Regions from separate parts of the Homo sapiens genome. Here region 2 is linked to region 1. Evidence: chromatin loops called from intact Hi-C (ENCODE). Cell type or tissue: transverse colon. All regions are shown on one strand.

Region 1 (2,500 bases):
TGTTTTGCCTCATGAATGCAGCATAATGACTGAGTCAGGTTATGTAGCTCTGACTATCACCAAATGGAATGACAAATTAGGATAAATAGCTACATTTCCACATTTGGAATTAGGTATTTTCTGTAAAGAGACAATTGACAGCACACACGAGCACATTTTTGGATTATGTAGTTTGATTAAGCACGAAAGTGTGACCAGAGATGATCAGTTCTACACATGGGTGAAACAGAAAGTGAAATAGGTCATTTGGCAGTTTCCTGCTTTTGTGTCTCAGAAAATTCATGCTGATTTCTTAGCAATTTCAATATCCGGTGCTCTGCCATTATCAGATGTCTGAGTTTCTTTATTTTCTTAAAAATGTCGTTGTTGAGAGTAGTCAAATACTTTACGTAATATATATAATCTTTATATAAAGTATATATACTTTGTAATTATATATAATCTTATATATAATCTTTATATAAAGTATATTATATATACTTTATATAATCTTATATATAGTCTTTAAAGTATATTATATATACTTTATATAATCTTATATATAATCTTTATATAAAGTATATTACATATACTTTATATAATCTCACTTGATGTAATTGACCTCTGATTTTGTCTTTCTTTTAATGTGTATCACGTGGTGGTATCCAGTAGCCTGGTAGATTGCAAAAGGACTGCCCCTCATCTTGCAGTTGCGGCCGAGGGAGGTCTGTCTAGTTCTTGCCCTCCACAGTCTTCCCTGTTCCATCCTTCGGAAAGGTAGAGGAGTTATTTTCCCCATTGGGATATATTCAATAATGAAAAATTTGATCTAACTCTTACTATAAGTCTATTTTACCATTAACCAAATTACTTATGAAGAAAATACCTGTAGATTATATGAAGTGAAAATTTTGATTTAACTTTTACAAATCGATTTCACTAACCAAATTACTTATGAAAAATATGTATATAGATTACTCTTTTCCTTTCGTTATAAGCATTTGTAGATGATCAGATTTTTTTTTTTTTTTAATTCCTAAATTTGACTCTCTGGAAATTATGGTTAAGCATATAATTTTACCTAATTCTGTGAAGTGCTTTGAAAATGAGAATAATGAAATATAGCTTGGGAATATGATCTTCTGTTTTCTGTCTCGGGTTGTTTGACAAATAAGTTTACAAGATATTTTTGGAATACCACTTTAATTTATTATAAACATTTAAGTAGTTTATTGGGCTGTCTGAATAATGGAGTCAGACACTTTCCACAGCATTTCTAGAACAGAATCTTGGAGAATGGCCTGGGCTGGGTCTCAGGCTGAGGATCAAAGGTTGGTGTGTTCACTCGATGTAGTCATCTCAGATTTCTGCCTTCATTCCCTCAGTTTTGACCTACCTACTTTGTGGACTTACATGGTTTACTTTGTAAGCCTTAGCAAATGAAGCTACGATTAATTTGTACGTGGAAAACCTTTTGTCTTTTTGATTAAAGATCCAGACCTCAGGATGTACTTCATTCAGAGGCTACATTTGCAGAAGAAAAGTCCGTTTAAAATGAGGAAAACAAAGTTGTTAATAGTTAAAACTAACTAGCCTTATTGGGACTGGCAAAAATACTGAAAACTTTGATAAGGCTAATAAATACCTTGTTTATGAACATCAGTCATTGACCTTGTAAGCTTACTTTTTTGAACAACCCTTGATCTTAAAATAATAATATTTCATGACGGAGCACTTTGGAGTCATCTTTCTGGTAAATCCCACTTGGCAGTGGGCCCCATTCCTGCGTCCTTTTTGGTCTGTCTGAATTCCCTCAGTGACGGTCGGCAGAAAGCGCATCTGTGTTTGTGCACGAGACCTTTGGAGAAGGGTTGCTGTGGCCTGAACGGGCAGCATTTATGGTGGTGGCCTGTTTGCTGTTGGGGAGGGACTTGCAGCAGACTTTCTCGTAGGGCTGGGCTCCTTATGCGTGAGTTGCACGCCTGAGTGCCTCTATGGGTTTTGTGGCTCGTGGCTTTTATGAAGGGACCAGAATGTTAGGAACTCTGGAGTTGGGAATTGCTGCAGGAGAACCGTGTTCCGCATTTCGTTCTTCTAGAGCAGAGGTTGGTAAAGCACGGCCCATGGGTCAAATCTGGTCCACCATCTGCCTCTGTCAGACTTTCCCGGGCATAGGCAGTTGGTTTACATACTGGCTGTGGCTGCTTTCACACCACCACAGCAGCGAGTGGTTGCGACAGACGTCGTAAAACCCGTAAAGCCCGAGATATCTGCCACTGGGCTCTTTACAGAAAATGTTTGCCGACCCCTGTTCGGAGCAAGCTTTGTCTAAAGGACTTTATTTCATTTAGTGACAGTGAGATAATTTATTGCTGCAAAGAACTTATAGCCAAATATGTTCTATTTTGTCTGGTGAAACAGAATGGCAAGAGCTTTTTAGATACTTTGAGGTTTGGGAACAGCACCGTTGAGGGTGAGAAGTTGGTTTTGATGGACTTATTCCATGATGATGCTGGAGAAA
Region 2 (2,500 bases), 88 kb before region 1:
CTCTGAACTTGGGAAGAGTTTGTTATTACTAGGATGAAGAGAATGAGACTCTGTAGAGGGGAGAATTGCATTTAGTAGGAGAGAAATACAGAGAATCTGAACAGTTCAGAGAATCTGGCTCTATCCCTGACCAAGTGGTTTTGACCAGGCCTGCAATACATTTGTAGCAATGACACCTTCCCCATAGGGCTGTCCATAGACTGCGTGAGACCCTGTGTGGATGCTGCAAGCACAGGGGTGCCCTCAAAAGTAGCCAAGCTCACCAACACTCACGGGGGAGGCAGCATTGGAGACCAGCCTTATCAGGTGGGTGGCTTGTGACATGCACTTTTATTAAATGAGGCCATGGCAGGGCCGCAGCTAAGTCTCTGCAGTTTATGGTCTGCATGGTGTGCTGGCCGAGAGGACACCGGGGGCTGAAACCCAACCTGTGCTTGACTCATCACGCCCTCCGGGCTCTGGGACTGAAGCTGGCTGGGACATTGAAGGGGAAAGGGCACCTTGTTGAAATTTGTCCACCCAGAGGTCCTCTTTGTTAATTCTGCCTGGAGGGACTCTGAGTGTCAGTGGTGGCCCAGGGAGTTGAGCCTCTCCATAGTTCTCAATGCTTCACTCTCCGACGCGGAATTCTTGTTATAGCTGAAAATATCTGCAGGTCCCTGTCTATAAATGGAATAAGAATGGAGCAACTGCTGGAGATAAAAGGACGGAGAGCTTGGAGCCCTCCCTTCTCAAGCTTCCTTTCTTTTTCCTACATCAACCCTGCCACCTCCTTGCCAGCTCCACCCTCCCTCTCCCCACAGTCACCCCAGGGCTCCTTGCAACATCCTTTGAAACTCCTAGAGGAAGTAACCTCCCAGAGCTACCACTCTGGAGTTGCAGGCTAGAATTCTTTTCAGAGCAGCACGGAGTAACAGTCTTCAGACTTCAGGACTGAGACTCTCTGCATGGCAGTGGCTGGGAGGATCCAGTTTCCACGCCCTGCTGTATTTTTCAGGCCCCGCCTGTTCCTCATTTACCCCGTAAAAGTGCAGCCCTTCGCAGAAACATCTTGCGGTCGCTCGGGTCCCGGTGTCCTGGCCCAGAAATACCCTCTAGAGGGCGCTGTCACGCTGAGACCCGGGACAGGACGCACCGGCGCGAATCAGGGCCCCTCGCCACAGGGGAGTGTTGACAAATGGAAAATGAGTTAATACATACAACATTTTCAGCCGATAATAAGAGAGTTTTGTTGAAATTCTTGAGTGAATTCTCTTTATCTAAGGATAAGGTGATTTGAGTTTCAAAACAGTTCAAAATAAAGGAGAAAGGGACTTGGCTAGTCGGTTTCTTCACCTGATTTGACCCAGGCAGAAATTGAGTTATTAATAGCCATTTGATAGGCACTTCGCAGTTAATGGTGAAGCAAGACGGGATCAAGTTCTAGTTTCTACCCAATTAGAAATGCCCACTGGGTGAGAGGTCACCAGATACAAAGAAAAGGAACAGCAAGTCTTCTATGCTGAACACTGAATTTGAGCAGCCGACTTGTATAATGGTATTTTGCAAACACGACTTATTCCAAATTTATGGATAATTCGAAGTGCTTCGAAAATGAACAATGTCCAGGTTGATTATTGTTTTTGTTTACCGAGTGCTCTCTCTCCATGCCAGGGCCCTATGAGACATTTTCCATATTTTGTCCTACCGATCCTTGTAAGAAACACACAGGTGATTCTTAGCCTCAGTTTACACATGGAGGAGCTTTGAGAGATTAATGAACTGCCCTGGTCGTTTCAAAGTATTCTGATTTTTTCGCATGAATTGCTGATGGCTAAGGCTTTGCCATCTGGAAGTTCTACAATGGACTTTTGAGGCTTAGTATATTTGTCTTCAATATCATCTTGTTGGTTTTAGACCTGACGAGGTCCTTTCAGATTTTGATTTTGTTATCCAACATACTGATTTTGTGACTTTTAAAAATCTGACTGACTTGCTTTCTTTTCTTGACTTCTGTTGAATTTATAATTTTAAAATATAATTTTTCTATCCTCTTTTCTGTTTTTGCTCAGTTAATTCCATAATCACAGAACAAAATTATATTCTTTTAGTGGTTCTCCTTAGCTTTTGAAAACATACCTATAGGCTGGGCATGGGGGCTCATGCCTGTAATCCCAGCACTTTGGGCCGAGGCAGGCAGATTGTCTGAGGTCAGGAGTTCAAGATCAGCCTGGCCAACATGGCGAAACCCCATCTCTACTAAAAATACAAAAAAATAGCTGAGTGTTGTGGCGGGTGCCTGTATTCCCAGCTACTTGGGAGGCTGAGGAGGGAGAATCTCTTGAACCCGGGAGGTGGAGGTTGCAGTGAGCCAAGATCGTGCCATTGCACTCCAGTCTGGGTGACAGGGTGAGACTCTGTCTCAAAAAGAAAAGAAAAGAAAACATACCTGTATAACAAATATTGTCTAACACAGTTTGAATTTATTTATTACTTCTATACTCCTGCCAAACAGGGCCTA

What was found. Peaks named below come from ENCODE experiments on the same cell type or tissue, not always from the same donor. Only the 100,000 strongest peaks of a DNase experiment are listed, where the experiment ranks them.
Region 2: a loop joins it to region 1, with 9 times the contacts of the local background. A loop is called at or near these places in 109 of 110 quality-filtered maps.

The regions. Positions count from the first base shown.
Region 1 is chr2:11,775,438-11,777,937 of GRCh38, forward strand. It overlaps LPIN1 (lipin 1), which reads left to right. Exons shown (of 21, transcript NM_001349206.2): 6 at 649-756. Among named protein-coding and RNA genes, the nearest start is that of MIR548S, 9.2 kb to the left of the region's middle. In transverse colon, no CTCF peak of the experiment used is centred here; no DNase peak of the experiment used is centred here.
Region 2 is chr2:11,687,502-11,690,001 of GRCh38, forward strand. It overlaps a transcript of LPIN1 not described here. Among named protein-coding and RNA genes, the nearest start is that of NTSR2, 19 kb to the left of the region's middle. RefSeq lists an enhancer at 410-909. In transverse colon, a CTCF peak has its summit at 1,107 (motif pointing right); a DNase peak (open chromatin) is centred at 1,070; H3K4me3 peaks cover 638 bases; H3K27ac peaks cover 841 bases.